Linked DNA regions of Homo sapiens: region 2 is linked to region 1. Evidence: chromatin loops called from intact Hi-C (ENCODE). Cell type or tissue: A673. All regions are shown on one strand. Links, peaks and the distances in the headings refer to the core of each region. The heading gives the core; the rest is flanking DNA.

Region 1 (8,341 bases), core at 52-8,051:
GGTGGTGGGGTTGTTTAAATAGAGAAGTCACAGGAGACCTCTCTGAGTAGTTGACAATTCCGAGAAGGTTGTAGCAGCCATGAGGGAGCCATGCAAAGAGGAGAAGAGCTTCCCAGACAAAGGCGGTATCATGATGTGAGATGCCAAGTTGGAAGGCCTCTTGTGGGTGAGTAAAAAAGAGGATTGTCAGAGGAGGTTGGAATATACATAGGCAATTCTAGAAAGATGGAGAAGAAACTGTTAATAGTGGTTTCCGCAGGGAAGTATTCAGGGAGGTGTGGGAAGGAGGGTGTGGAGTGGAGAAAAGGAATTTTACTTCTTACTTTATTCCCTTCTCTACAGTTTGAATTATGTACCATAAGGATGTATTTTGTCATTAGAAAAAAAGGCTGGTTAATAAAAAATTGAGGAACCTTAATCATTAATAGTAAGAAATCTAATAGCCTTTCCTTCTTTCAAGAATCACCTCATCTCAACTCTCCAGTTACTTTTCATGAAGCGAGAGTGTAATGTCATTTATATCTACTCATTGGTCTGAAAGTAGGGCAGAGGTTACCTTCTGCTATCTATTCAGTAATCTTTTTCTTTGAGTCAGTAATGGCTTCTTCTAATTCCCTTCTGTGAAACTCCTGAACCATCTTTTCCACTAGGACTATTTTTACTCTTTTTTTAAGGGATTTCAAATTCATTTAAGATTCTTACTTTGGGTCACTGCAATAACAGACATATGCAGGAGCAGCTACTCAGCCTTTCCAGTTGGAGTAGAATGGGGACAAGGAATGACCAAAAGAGACTGAGGTCAAAGGAAGAACTAAAGCACTGTCCCTCAAAATGCATTCTGGAAGCTCCATTGGGCTGGGTGCTTTACTTCTCTGGATCTCCCCTGGGGTCCCCAGAGCCTTACTAAAGTTAGGGTTTCTCTGTAGAGTGTTCTGAAAAGCAGAGAAAGCTTTTCCTTGTCCAAATGGAATCCCAGCAGTGGTTAAGATTGCTTAGACTCATACCCATGAATCAAGGCAATGGATGATGTCTTCTAGGACAGATGTCAAAACCAGCTCTGAGGCAAGGTGCGGTGTGAGCAGGGAGAGGGTAGGCTAGATGTCTCCTAGCATTTTCAATCCTCTAAACTGAGCTACAGTCAGAAAGGAGGAAAACAGAGCATCTGATCTGTCTGTGGCCTGCCTCACTGAGAATTTCATTGCCTGCACGGCAGCAGGAGAAATAAGGTGAATAACACCAATTTGAAACCCCATGCTTGGCTATGTGTATGCCCATCCCGTACTCCAAATATCTCTCCTGCATCCCCTTTGTTAATTCCCTGGACATTTTTATAACTGTTTCCAACCGGAAGAAGTGCATGAATTGATACTTTGGCATCAGGCTAGATGTGCCACTCGGGTTTCTTCTCTCCCAAGCTGCCCCTCCTGCTGTGTGTGTGTGATGTCTAAAGGCCTCCCCATCTGGACACTCACCCACGGCATTGGACATTTTCCTTTCAGGTTTATCCCACGCAGTCCTATTCCAGGAATGCCTCCTCTTCCCCACACCACTTAGTGTGTAGACAACTCACTCTGCCAACAATAAGCAATAGTATGAACAATAAACTAGTATTTATTGAGCACTTATTATGTGTCAGGCTGTATTCTAACTACTTTATGTGGATTAACTCACTCCCCATCCAGTTCTCTGAAGAAGGTGTGGTTATTGTCTCTGTTTACAGTTGAGGAAACTGAGGCACAGAGTGGATGCTTTCATGGCATTTCTCTTCTGCCAGTGATCTCCACTCTGTGAGCGAGCCAGCCAGTCTCTGCGTTTAGCCAGCGCCTGCCACAGGGGTCTGGCTCTTAGTGAATGATTGCTCCTGGATCTCCCAAACTCTTCATATACTTTCACATCCTGAGCAAAAAAATGCTTCCCAAGATTCCTCCTGCCAGCTCCATCTGTGAAACTTGTGGGCCGGTATTTGAATAAGAATGACTAAAGGGGGAAGAGGTTTTATGAACTTCAGACTGTGAACTCAAGGAAGAGAGTGAGTCAGGCCTCCACATTCCTGAAATACTTTCAGGAGGCTCAGTGACCTCAGACAATAAGAACCTGAGGCAGAATGTCCTTGGGAGGCCCCCCACCAGGAAGAACGTGAGGGCAGATGCTCTGCTGTGCTGCCTTCTGTGGTTCCATGCGCAGTGTGTGGGTTGAAGGAAACCACTAGCCAGAGGCCCAGGCCTACCGAGAGCGCTGCCTTGGTTTTGCCCAGGCTGACTCCTCTCCCTGGAATGCTTGACCCCAAATGCTTGTGAGCTTGTCATCCCAGACTCAGCTCATGTGTCACCTCCTCTGTCTGCTACAGGTAGAAGAGGCTTTGTGGTTGGGACACCACAGGGAATTGCGCTTGCTTCTCTCACTCCTAAACGCCCTAGAAAAACATTGCTTTCAACATGTGTGCCCAATACATTCTTCATACCTACTGAGGTTGGCAACAGCTCCAAGGTTGAGGAGTGAGCCCTGTGCCGGGGGTGTCAGATGTGGGTGCTAGTTCCATCTCAGGCCTGGGCCTTGTAACCTCCCACACCTCAAACTCTTCCTGATTAAAATGATATGTTTTGATCTACCTCTCCTACAGATGGTGACCTTCTGAGGTACAGAGACTTTTAACCCAGGCGCTATTTTCAGAGCGGAGCAGGCACATAGCTATTCAATAAGTTTAAATAATTACAAATCTTTCTCCCCAGCTTCTATCTCCGTCCATCTCTTTCCTCACCAAGCTTAAACCCATGATTGGTATGAGGTGCAACCATCCACAAAGGGAAAGTATCATCCGCTAATTTTTTTTAAAGGTGCTTTCTTGTGTTTCTCATGTGTGCGTGCGTATGTGCATACATGCATGACTGTGTGTGTGTGTGTGTGTGTGTGTGAACAGAGCAAACGAGAGGCTGCACTAGGCTGAGCTCACCACAGGGGTGAATTGTAAAGAATGAGTCTCACCCAAGATGAAAATGTTACCTCAGGAATTCTTCCATGATCTTTGAGCAGGGAAGGAGTGAAAGGGTATAGCTGGGGCCCATCCTATGGACTGAAAAGCTGAGGGAGCACATTCAGTCAAGCACATCCTCCAATAGCTGCACCACTTTCCAACAGAAACAAGGGAAGGGTGGCAGAAGAAGTAGAACTAACTAGGCTGTGGGTTACTGCCCTAAAGGCCAAGATGTAAAGCCATAGAGAAAAGTGCTTTCAATTGTAGGCTCGTGAAAGCTACTGAGATTGGTGACTGCACCAGTGCCAAGGAAAAAGCCCTGCCTGGGGGTGGCAGGTGTGGGTTCTAGTGCCATCTAGTGCCATGCCATCTCTGGTGCTAAGGAAGTTGGTGGGCTTGGCCGTGTCGTATAACCTCCCGTGTCACTTCATGTGGATAGTGAAGATATTGGGTTGATGACGGGTTTAACTGAGGTTTTGTCACTCCTGCTCACCTCCCCTGCTCTCCTGTGTCATCCACACAAATGTTGTTTCTGCATTGGCCAATCTGGGACTCGTCCTTGCCTCCACTTTCACCCTCCAAGAGAGGAAGGAGGGAATGTGGGTAAATGCAGGTGCACACGGCACACATTCCATCAGGCAAATGGGAGTTGAGTGACATAAAGAGTTGGAAGTCCACTTTCAGGCTGGACAGGGAGGTCCTCTTCCTCCATCCCGTCTTTACCTCTATTCTTGCCCACCAGCCCAATCCCTGCAGCCCTGCCCAGGGCTGGTCTTTCCCTCATTCTGGCTGAGCAGTGGAAGTTGCCTGAGGAAGCTCAGTCCTGCCATCCCAACCAGAGCTGCCCTGGTTCACTTTGCTGCACCTGCCAGACCTCCCAGGTAGTTAATGATCCCCTGGGCAGAAGAGCCTTTTAATAATTTACCAGAGTAGATAAAGAAAAAAGCATAGTTCTCTACTTGGAGGCCAATTACACTGGCAATCCAGACAGTATAGATGGAGTTAAGACTAACTTCAAGTTCAAACTCAATTTTTTTTTGTATGGGAACCCTGCCTTATAGCTATTTATATGAAGTCTTATCAGAACCTTCATCCAGATATTTAAACATCCCAGCCCTACTGTATGATCAGCACTTTCGGGCTCCTTCACTAGTCAGGAGAACTCACTATATAAAGCAAAAGAAACCAAAATACCCTAGAACAAAATGAAATTTAAACACTTAAAGAACTCCAGAGAAAGAAAAGTGATTTTGCATTGTCTAACTATTTGAGTTCCTTATTAGAATTTGAAAAACACTCTTCTGCAGGGAATTATATGTTTCCTTGAGTCAAAAGTAGACTCAGAGCCAGTATGGTACAGTGGAAAAAAACACCTCCTTTGGAATTAAAGAGACCTAGGTTGAAATCTTGCCTTCAGCTAAGATTGAGACTAAGAAACTTATTGAGGCTCTGTGAATCTCATTTTTCTTATCTCTTCAGTGGGAGCAATAATTCTGTCCTTGGGATTTTTATATAAATTTTAATCATGAAAAGAAAAACCTAGGATACTGTAGACAGTAAATGATGTATCATTGTCATCACCATCATCATGGAGCCCATATCCTGAAAAATTTGAATTTTTATAAAGATGTGAGCAAAAATCTTCCCTCTCAAAAGTGTAACAATGACATCTAATAAGGATAAATGTGGTAGACTGTGACATTGGCAGTCCCCAGTGAACTACCTCCCAGTGTCTATGGCTTTATATAGTTCCCTTCCACCTTGATGCTGGGCTTGATCATGTGACTTGTTTTAACCAACAAGGTGTTAGTAAGTTTGGAGCAATCAGAGGCTTAATAGGTTCTTGTACATCGAGGCTTGTCTTCTTGTGACACTCCCTCTTAGAAGCCAGCCCCTTGGCTGTAAAGAAACTCAGGGTAGAATACTGAGTGATGAAAAGCCACAAGGAGAGAGACCCCAGAGGATGAGGAGTCATTTGGAACATTCTAGCCCCAGCCAAGCTCCCACCTGCATGAGTGACCGCATGAGTAACTTCCCAGCTGAACTTCATCAACCAACAAAATTGTGACAATTATAAATTGTTGTTGTTTTAAGCCACCCAATTTTGGAAGGGTTTGTTACATAAATGTCAGGTCCTAAATTTACATTAAGGAAAGTCAACACTACAAGTAGAACTGACAGATTCTTCTTATAGAAGGTCACATGAAATAGACCATGAGATTGCAGTTAACCATAAACATTGACATACTGCTAAGAAACTACATGCAAGCTTACCGTACTTACATTAAACAGATGTACTGGTTGATTGACCATACAGTTATTGAGTGCCTGCTGGCTCCTAGGTTTTGTGCTGGGAGCTAGTAATACCAAGAAAGTTAAAACAATTCTCCTATACTGTGTTGTCTCTTGGATTCTGAAATTTACATCTGCCCTTTAATTCAGCTTGGGGATTGGGGGTTGGGGGTGTGAGGACCAAGAGAGCAAGAAAGTAAGTGCTCATGGTTCAGGAGGGAGGGTGGATTTGTAAACAGAAGTCCACTTCAGGATCCTACAGGAGCTAATAGACTTGCTGCAGTTGGCACTCAGGGAAGACCTGGAGGGTTCTGTTACCCTATCAATATCTCAGTTTTAGAGTGACCTTAACAGACTGAGGTGTATTTGGAAGCAAGCAACCAGGGAAATGAAAGTCCTGAAGACAGATCATGTGAAGAATAATTGTAGCTGCTGTGTTTATCCTAGAAAGAAATAAAAGGTTGAGAGTGCACGTGGGGAAGAAGCACCTAATTTAGAGGTCTTAAATATGGCAATATGAAAGAGGATTAAATTCATTCTGAGGAATGCTGGAAGGAAAAACCTAAACAGTTACTGAAAGCTATAAGGAGATGGATGTCAAGCTAATAGTCAGAAGAGTGGCTAACACTTCTGGAGTATGAGCTGTGGAAAGAGGCAGAGCAGGCACCAACTCCATCAGTGACAGAGGCCTGGACCACCTCTGGCCGAGGAGGTGGGAAAGGGGTCTGGCAGTCGGTGGAGCCAGGGACCTCCAAGTCACTTCCAAGTGTAAGGTCTCACAGTTCACCCCATGAATTATAGCATCCTTATCCCGACTAAATAGTGTTAAGAAGTAAAACAGGTGGCCCCGCCTGCCTATCGTGAGTGGGAGAATTGTCCACAGATGATGACTGGACTCAGCTCTAGCCCTAAGGAGTTAGCCCAGGAGATTACGGATTAAGGAGTTAGCCCTGATATCTGAACCCAGGAGACTGAGCTCAGAGATTAGGGATAAGATGACTGAAGCCTCAGAGAGACACATGGGCACTGCCTCTAATGTCTCTCACCACTTTGAAGGGGTCATGAGAGCTTGTGTATTCCAGGGATTATCATACCCTGGGGGCAGATGCAGAGAAACAGGCCAGGCACATATGGACATCCAGGTTTCTCAAGCATATGACAATTTAGGAAGGACCAGGAAAGGGGACTAAGCAAGTATCAGGACGTCATTGGTCATTTCTAAGTGGGTATCACAACCCTGTGCTGGGACCATGCTCAGTGCTCCTAACTGGCCCTCTCCTGCTTCTCTCGCCTTCTAGCCTGCAAAACTACAGGAGCAAAGATCTTTTCAGGGGCCCCATTTCCTGTCAGTGGGTGCTGCAACACCAGCAGCAGCAGGACAAAAGAGAGGAGTGCAGGCTCAGAGGTTTGTGGGAAACAGGAGATCTGGGAGATCAAGTTTAGATTTCTCTGGAGACCTTGCAATTATGGGCCCAGGCAAGGGAAGGCTTCAGCCTCCCCGTAACTGACTCAGGGTAGGAGTAAAGGGGGAGGCTGCAGAGCGCCCTCTGTCTGACCGTTCCCTGGTCCCCGTGGTCTCACACACCTGTGCCTTTGTACATGTTGCCTCACTACCTGGTGACTCTTTGCCCTTTCCTTTTCTCCCAACACCCAACTTCCAGATTCTACCCCAGGTAAAACCTTCCCCAACTCTCTCAGGAAGGAGCAGCCTCCGACCTGCATGGTATCATGCAGCAGAGCTTACTGTAACTAGACTGAGTTTCTCAAGGCCAGAGGCTGAGTCTTGGGCATCTCTGCAGTCCCCAAAAGAGTTGGCACAGAACCTGGGATGCCTCAGTTGCTCAGTACACAGGGGTTGAATGTGTGAAGCATGTGTGAAGCACATTCCTTGCCCCTGCACACATGTGGCATGCCCACTGATGCCCTGTTGTGTGCAGCGTGCATCTCTCTGTGGTCCATCTCTCAAAAGTTGGAATGAAACTGGTCAGAAGTAACTTTATTCTAAAATAAAGTGAAATAAAGCAACACGTGGTTTCCATTTACTACTTTCACAGCAGGGAAGCCCTGGCACCTGGGGAAGAGGTTTAGTCTAACTGGGGCCTGAGCAGAACAGGAACCCTCAAGGGAGAGAGGCAAAAACCCTTCAAGCCACTGACCCAGCACAAAGACTCTACTGTGGGGAAACCCAATATAAGGGTGTGCCTTGTTCTAAGGGAACAGGATACGCAAAAATCCAAAGTTATAAAATAGATAAATCAGGGAGTGGTTATTGACGTTACCAGAGAACTCACCAGAAGGTTCCCCGAAATAGCCAGCTCCCACAATCCACTTAAACTGTGATTTTACTTTCAGAAGTTTGATATTACATACTGGTTTTCAGGAGAAACATAAATAGGTTCCCAGGGAGCCCAGCATTGCAGTGTGTCTGGCCAGCAGCTGGTTGACCAGGCCTTAAGGTGAGAGGCCTCGAGCTGCTCCAAGTGCTGGAGAAGCTGTAGTTCGGAAGCTCCCTCCCCGCCTGCTCCAGGGCACATCAGACTCAGCGAGTCTGGCTGTTTCCAATGTTAGTCCCAATAGGAAGAACAAGGCCCAATCGGGACCTTCCTGCCTCTACTTGAGTGGGCTGGTTGATTACTCAGTGCACTTTTCTGTTGAGAGAGCATAGGATTTATATTAACTATTCACTTTTCTTTCATTCATTAGAGTGTTTTACAGTGTATTTTCTATGTGTATGACACTGTGCTAGGCACTGCAAAGTACAGAAAATTATAAGTATGTTCTCTGCCCTCTAGGAACTCACAGTCTAGTTGGAGAAGAAAGCCTTTGGATTTTGTTGATTCTAGAAAGTACTTTTCAAAAAATCCTTTAACAGTTCTGAAATCAGAATCCATCTTACTGCAGATGGCATGCCATAGTCTAGTTGGCTGGTTTTTCTTAGTGGTATGTAAAAAGATAGCGTATCTTGAAATCGTCAGGGTCTTATGCAGATGAAACAGGGTGTATGAAAATGCTAAATACACTTGTCCCTTGGTATCTGTGGGGGATTGGTTCCAGGACCTCCATGGATACCAAAACCCA
Region 2 (8,341 bases), core at 166-8,165, 410 kb before region 1:
GTGATAAGGTGATTTAAATATTAATATTATAAAAATAATTTTTATCACATTTGTCTTTTACTTTTCAGTCAACACAATTTATGAAATATTTTGTTTTTATGGAGTCTAATTTGTAGTATCAATTATATTAGTTTTCCTCAGAAGTAAGAAAAATAGAGAAATTATTCTTCTACAATGAATATTTGCTTTCTTATAATATTGCCATGTTTGTGATACATAAGTATCTTTGCATGAAATTGTGCTTTCCAGGGTGAACAAGGCACAGCAGGAGAGCTAGGAGAACCCGGGTATCCTGGAGACAAGGTAATGTTTATACCATTAATTTTATGTAAATATGAAAAAGTGTAAATTCAAAAGAAAGAACTGCTTATTATTTTATCCATGTATTGTGTTAGAATGTGGTATCAATATGGTTTTAAGTTCTTGTTTGAAACTTTTGTCTCAATATTTTAGCATACTTTATGAAATTTTTTAGCAGTTTGTAAATAGTGGTATGTCTGCCTTTTGTGGTATAATAACTTTCTCTTCTGTTATTCTCTTCTCTTAGGGTGCTGTTGGTTTACCAGGACCACCAGGGATGAGAGGAAAGTCAGGGCCTTCAGTAGGTTTGAACTTTTGCTTTGCTCTTTGTAATTGACAGAGTGCATGTCATGGCATGAGTCTCGACACTGTTGATCTAAGTAGGGTATAAGCCTACTGAGCATTTGTCTCCTTAGTTTTAGAATATAGCAAATCCCTCAGGTATTCAGTTCACATTCCATAGACTTTTGGACTTCCCTCTACTCCCAACCCTAGGCCAAAGCCAAGTTTCTGAGAGTCCTAAAGATCTTGGTCATATTATTCTACTGAATAATTTAATATAGACAATATTTAAATTAAAACAATAGGCTTTGAAGCCAGAAAATGTAAAGCACCTTAAATAATATTTTAACTTTTCAAAATATCAATTTTATTAAGGAAACAGTCTGAAGAAAAGGTAGCATGTTTGCACTCTCTTGTGGACCAAAATATTCTAAATCCTTATTTTTTTTCCTGACCCTTGGACATCAATTAGACGAAAGAAAAAGATACCTTATATTGCTGTTAACATAAAACTCAAAAAATTATAAATCTAAAATTACTTAATAATTAAAGCTATTTAAATAAAATGGTTAAAACTTGAGAAAATATATTTCTAAATATTAAAAATCATAATTATTATAGCTAACATTTGCTGAGTATCTACACAATACCAGGCAGTATTCTAAGGACTATACATCTAAATTAATCTTCACAACAATCCTACAAAGTTGGTACTATTATTATTCCTATTTTTTATATTAAGAAAATTGAGACACAGTGTTAGAAAACATCTAAGGTCACCTGGGTGGCCACCTACTTAGTAGGTGACCATTCAGAAAAACCTAGGCAATCAGGTATGTCAGAGCTCATGCGTTTAGCTACTGTGCCATACTGTTTTAGGGTTTAATATTTTAAGATGGTTTTAGGAGTTTAATATTGATTACAACTCTGTGAAGGTAAAGGTGATTACAGATAGAAAAAATTAGATATAGGATTCAATTCTATGAAAAAGGTAGAGATGATTATACATACAAAAAATACATATAGGATTATAATTTATTAATGTCACATTAAAATATACATTAAAAAATAATTGTGTTATGTTCCTGAGCAGTTCATTGTGTTCCCTCTAACTCTACCCTTCCATCTCAGGATTATTTATTTTTTTAATCTCAGGAAGCAGTATTAAATTACAGAACTTTACCCCATTCTTTGTGACTTCTAACAGTGACAGTATTTTATATACATCTCTTAGGAATTATTTAACCCAAAGAACAATTTTTGGCATCTATTCGATGAAATGTTAGTGGTGACCTTTGCTTATACTAGTTCTTTGCCCTGGGCTTATTGCCATAAGGGCTTAACCTAATAAGCCGTGTACCCTCCCTTGTACCCTTGAGTTGAATCTCAGAAACTCTAGAGTGCATAAATTGGATCATGAGACTAGGTCATGAAGCTAACAAACAACTTCTGTTTTTCAAGGATGGTTCTAAACCATATAAAGACTCTCTGATATTTGCAGTGATTGGCAAAATAAGATACTTTTTACATATTCTTTTTTTTAAATAATGTGACATTTTTCTAGCGCTTGACCAAATAGGATGAAATGATACAATACATGCTCTAAGGGCACTATTAACTAATAAATAATATAAGTATTTTTTTGTGCTTTACAATTAATTTTTTGAGAAAACTAGAGTCAAGTATCGTGCTTACACAAGGCAAACCATTTTAGTGTTCCTTACTCTTTGATTAAATTTATATTTATAACATGTTGATGGGAGTAAAAAAATCATTGGCTAGAGAGACAAAGACCTGGATTCTGGTCCCAGCTCTGGCACTTAACCTACTGGCTATCACCTTGGGTATTTAACCACCATGGTACCAGCTTCTCATGTTTAAAATGAAAGTTAGGGCCACGTGCGGTGGCTCACGCCTGTAATCCCAGCACTTTGGGCAGCTGAGGTGGGTGGATCACGAGGTCAGGAGTTCGAGACCACCCTGACCAACATGGTGAAACCCTGTCTCTACTAAAAATACAAAAATTACCCAGGCATAGTGGCAGGCACCTGTAGTCCCAGCTCCTCAGGAGGCTGAGGCAGGAGAATCGCTTGAATCCAGAAGGCAGAGGTTGCAGTAAGTCAAGATTGCGCCACTGGACTCCAGCTTGAGCGACAGAGTGAGACTCCATCTCAAAAAAAAAAAAAAAAAAAAAAAAGAAAGAATGAAAAAAGAAAGTTTAGGCCATATCATATGTAAGGTTCCTTATAGTCCTGTGATTATGATGTTTTTCTCTTTTAGACATAGTACTTACTAATATTCCTCCTAGTGTAAGCTAAAGAAAAGGCAGAGAGCCTGTTTCACCTTTAACACATTATCTTAAAGCCCTTAGTATTTTTTTCCTGAAAGAAGTCACAATAAATGCTAATGATGTTCTTTTAGGGCAGGGAGCAAGAGACAGTGAGAGTGAGGCTTTTACTTACTCATTTTACACCTTTCTGTACTGTTCTAATAAAGAAAATTAATGTCAGCAGGAATTACTTTGGTAGGGAGATAATTGATTTTTTTTTATTTGTTTTATCAAACTTTTGAAAACTACTTTGGGCCGAAGATAAGATAAGCATTCATGAATTAAAATTAGTGAGATAGCCTTGTATTTTGTCTCTTGTTGTATTTATTACTTGTTTGTATCTTTTTGTTTTAATTAAAAAAAAAATTTTTAGAGACAGGGCCTCCCTCTGTTGCTCAGGATAGAGTGTAATGGTGCCATCACAGCTCACTGCAGTCTCCAACTCTTGGGGTCAAGTGGTCCTTCCACCTCAGCCTCTCAAGTAGCAAGGACTGCAGGTCCACCACCATACCCAGCTAATTAAAAAAAAAAAAAATTGTAGAAACCAGGTCTTGCTTTGTTGCCCAGGTTAGTCTTAAACTCCTGGCCTCAAGCAATCCTCTTACCTCGGCCTCCTAGAATGTGGGATTATAGGTGTGAGCCACTGCACCTGGCTGTATATATTATTAATAGAAAAACTGTAGGTGTTTGACCAGGAAACCTTTCCTTCTTATAGAAGGAGACACTTGTTTGATGAAAAGTTGCTTATGCAGAATCAGTTATTATATTAAGAAACAAACTCCCACATTCAATTATATAAGTTAATGCCTATCTAAAATGTTTGTTTACTGTCGTGGAAAGAATGCCAACATCATAAGGATGTCTTCCCTATTTTATAGATCCTACTTTTAATTTTCTGTTACCTAAGAGGTTGGTGTTACTAACTAATATTGTTTCCAAGTAGATCTAAGTTGTAACATGAAATAATATTTTCAAGATATAAGAAGGAATGTCCTGATTTGGAAAGTTGTTACAGTTCTTGAATAGGGAAGCTTTTGCTCTACAAGTATTTTAAAAAAAAATAGAGAAAACTACCACTCTGAGGTTGTTCGTAAATACACTTTCCTTTAGACCAAGAAAACAAACACAATTGTTATGCCCTATCCATTTTTTAGCTAGGGATTTTTGTCATTTGTAGAGGTTTATTTAATATTAGTTATCTATAAGTTACTTAAAATGTCAGCTTTTATAAAGAAAAATTGACATTCATAGGAAATTTGCAATCAAAATTTTACAAAACAAAGAATTATTCTGAAGATCAAATAAAATCATTACACAATTTCTGTTTTTAAATATGTGATTGTCAATCAGCTTTTCTGAAAACAAAGCCCTAGGGTATTGCTATTTTATCCTCACTGCTTAGAAATTTAGCTTTGTGGTTGGATTTTGCCACTAGAGGGCTCCAATGAGAGCCCCTCGCCCCTTTCTCTATCTCTTTAAAGAGAGATGCTTGTCATTTTAAGAACTTCAGTATACTGATTCTGATGGATCACAGATTTTGTTTTTGTTTATTTGGAAAGGGAAACTTAAATGAGCCTTTCCATAATATTTCACTGCCTTTCTCTGGATTTGATTGCAGTAGTTTATGGTGTCCTGTTTTATGTCCAGATACCTCAGCACTGAGAATGAATTAAGTGCATATTGGAAACTGTGCTTTAGGTTTTGGAAAATGGGCAATCCCGTATTGTAACTTGCAAGTTTAGGTGATCTGAGGCTTATTTAAATTAAATTTGAAGCTCATATAGAAACTTAATATGACAGAAATAATGAATGCAATAGTTTTTCTTATGAAAATGGATATATCAGACTACTGTCCTCCCTTTCCAAACTTTCATCTCTCGAGAGCATTGCTAGCCTTCTCTAGTTTCAGGCTTTATACCTACTTCTCTTTCCTGTCACTTTCTCCTTTAACCCTGATTTCACATCTTTATCATGAATGTCAGAAACTAGCTTCAGAGATACTGAAACTGAATCCTTAAAACTTCAATTAAAGGATGAAAACAGTCTAGGAATTCTATGTGTGAGCCAGGAAAGCAGAAAGGGTGTGAAGAGAAGGAATAATGATTGTAAAATTGGTTGACATTTAATGAGTACTTCATATGTCAGACATTGTGCTTAGCACTTTACATATATTATCTAATTTAACTCTCCAATGACTCTTTGAGAATGTTAGTACTATAATTATTATTTCTATTTTATTGATGAGAAAACTGAGGCTTAGAGAGATTAAGCAACAAGGATTTCAATCCAGGTGAGTCTTAATTACTAATTCAGGCCACTTACAGTATCAAAGGAGAGAGGAATTTTCAGAGACAGCCCTGGGACTGTGGTTATTTATAAAAGCAGTTTCTCCTCTAGAATTCCCTATCTTGTTGAGTCCAGCTTTATTGTCTTATCTCTGTGAAACACATATAAACATACAATTCTTTTCTTGATTTGAGCACTTGACTCATTAATTTGTTTGTATCACTTAACACTTGAGTGAATGTATATTAAACCCATAAACATCTTATTTAAAAACTTTTACAGTAATGATGGTTACAAATTTTTCTAAAAAGTCATTACAACCTTGTTTGACATGATAATATAATGACTGACTGCTATTTGTTTACCATATGCCTGTTTCTTCTTTTAATTGTGTTTATTAAGTTTATGTTTATACTTTGATCCTCCCCCCCCATTTTAGGGCCAAACAGGTGACCCAGGACTCCAAGGACCATCTGGCCCTCCAGGACCAGAGGTAAAATATTGGTGGAAAGTTAATAAATTTGAAACAAAATGGTGGAAATTAAACTTGTTTGATAAAACATGTTTCAACATAGCAAGCTTAAGAAAGATCCTCTTTAAAGTTTAGATCTCCGTAAATAGTTTGGACTACATTTTTTCTGTTATGTCACGAGGTATGCAACAGGGATCCTAGGGAAACAGAAAAGTGCATTAGCCACATTTTCACACTGATTAGGATCACAGCTGATTTATTTGTTCTGCACAGCTATTAATAACAAGTACTTGAGGCTTGGAACCAAATTTCAGGAAAGAAACTCCACTGAATTATTAATGCAAAATGTTTCCAATTATTGCTATATCCATATATCATTTAAATCTCATACAGTATTCTAAAATAAATACAATTAAGTCTGTAGTACATATATCAAATTTGTTTGTATATACTTTAAAATTTTTGACTTTGGTTTAATGGTTGATATACAGTGGCCTTCTTTTCTAAAAGTCTATATAGAACATAAGCTTCTGAGATAAAACATTTGGATTTTAAAAAATCCTACTATGAGTCAGACCTATGAGTCAAAGATATACTACATGGAGATGAAACTTCTGAAGCTCACTCTAGTTTCAAAAATATATGCCCATATTGATATGTGTGTGCCTGTGTGTGCCTACACACACACACATACACGCAAGCACACACATATCAGTGTACATACATATTTAATTTAGAGTCATAGATTCAGCAGAAGGCTGAGAAAATAATTGGCATCAGAATAAATAAGTTAGAGCAATAATGTCATAGTGTCAGAGTAGTAGGCAGAGTTTCTAAGACTACTGCTGTACTGATGCTGTCTCCCTCTCTTTGTAAACCATAAGATCTACTTCTTACTTCACAGCTGTCCTTCAAGGTTGGCTGATTTCTTTAGAAAATGCCTATTCTTACTTACTGTATGATTTCAAAACACATTGGGTATTGACAGTTCAAAAATCTAAAAAGCAGGCTGGGCATGGTGCAATCCCAGCACTTTGGGAGGCTGATGTGAGAGGATCGCCTTGAGTCCAGGAGTTCTAGACCAGCCCTAGCAACATAGTGAGACCCTGTTGCTAAAAAAAAAAAAGAAAAAATGTTTTAAAAGTTAGCCAGGCATGGTGGCTCACACCTGTAGTCCCAGCTACTCGGGAGGCTGAGGTAGGATGATCACTTGAGCCTGGGGTGGCACCACTGCACTTCAGCCTGGGTGACAAAATGAGACCCCGTCTCCAAAAAAAAAAAAAAAAAAGAAAAAGTAGAGTCTTCAAAACTTCATTGTAGCTAGTTTTACCAATAGAGAGGTAATAGGAAGTAAAATACAGTAGTATATTGATCTCAGCATTCTGATAGGAAGGAAATTGAGTAATTAAAACTTCAGATTAGTATAAGCTTCTCCATATGAGCCTACAATTTTTATTTTAATCATTTTTAATGAAAGCTTTCCTGGAATGAATAGTATTTACTGCCTTGTCATACTGAGGATACAGAATCTATTTTAATTTTCATTATCTTTAAAGGTTATTATTATGACTGTATTGTCCTATTATTACTGCAGTTACAGGTGATATGTACACTAGAAATGGCTATGTTACCTCCTTGCTATAAGTATGGTTTTGAGTCATTTTTCTTCTTTCTCATAAAGCTTGGTTAAAGGATGCATGCGCCATGTTTTCACTTACTACTTGGTCTTCTAAAGATGTTTATTTATTTCTCTCTTCCCTTTAAAATTTCATAATATCCATCAACACTGAAAACATTATCTCATTATCTCTGATTTTAGCACCACTAATATAAGGTCCTGAGCCCCAGCATTTTCAGAGTACCAATCCTTCCTCTTCACCTGTATTAAGTTTTTTCATGGGGCTAAAAATGTAACCTGTACTCTGTCAAGAACTGATGCTAGATTGTTTTGGGAAATGGGGCCTAATTCAAGGAGCATAACTTTTTCTTGATCATAAAAATATAGTACATAGGCAACTATATGTGAGACAACACTTTTATCCAAATCCTTGTCAACATTAGGCTTTTAATAAACTTGCAGGTCCAAGAATTTTAAATAGTATATTTGGTAGCAAACCAAGCCTGAAAACTTTCTGCTTGTATAGTGGATGAATTTTACTCAGGTAAAGGGTCTTATGCATTGTGCTAAATTCAGACTTTATCCTGTATGCGTTAACCAAAGATATTTAAGCAAGAGAAAGGAATTATCAGAGTTGTGCTTTATGCAAAGCAGCAGGGGGAAGGATAAAAGAGAAGAAGGGAAGGAGGAGTGCCAAGGAGATGAACTAAAGGTTATTTAGAAGGATGGTGCAGCAGAGCAGGGGATTGATGATGAGGTCCTGTGACAATAGAAAGGAAAGGATAGCTTAAAGAGAGAACTAGAAAATATAATTCACAATACATAAAACAGTTCATTCCAATTGTAAGAGAGAGGAATAAAAGGCAATTTGAACACTTTTTGCTTGAAAAGTTGGGTAGAATGTGGATCATCATTCCAAAAATAGAAAATAGGAAAAGGAGGAGGAGGAGAAGGAAGAGATTCAGAGTGGCAGGAAATAATGTTTTGGCTTTGAATCTGTTAGGGTTCAAAGGCCTTTAGGAGAAATAGAAAATTAGTCTAATAAGAGTCTTAA

What was found. A loop is a pair of places that touch in the nucleus more often than their neighbours do. Peaks named below come from ENCODE experiments on the same cell type or tissue, not always from the same donor. Only the 100,000 strongest peaks of a DNase experiment are listed, where the experiment ranks them.
Region 2: it touches region 1 in a loop (3-fold over the local background); 5 of 110 quality-filtered maps call a loop at or near these places.

The regions. Positions count from the first base shown.
Region 1 is chr1:85,601,206-85,609,546 of GRCh38, reverse strand. No RefSeq gene overlaps it. Among named protein-coding and RNA genes, the nearest start is that of CCN1, 25 kb to the right of the region's middle. RefSeq lists enhancers at 1,302-2,167, 1,375-2,574, 2,168-3,032. In A673, for the core only: CTCF peaks have their summits at 3,138 and 3,343 (motif pointing left); a DNase peak (open chromatin) is centred at 2,076.
Region 2 is chr1:86,014,500-86,022,840 of GRCh38, reverse strand. It overlaps COL24A1 (collagen type XXIV alpha 1 chain), which reads left to right. Exons shown (of 60, transcript NM_152890.7): 16 at 1-8; 17 at 250-303; 18 at 548-601; 19 at 5,637-5,690. Among named protein-coding and RNA genes, the nearest start is that of COL24A1, 140 kb to the left of the region's middle. RefSeq lists an enhancer at 6,238-6,427. In A673, for the core only: a CTCF peak has its summit at 4,338 (motif pointing right); a DNase peak (open chromatin) is centred at 4,350.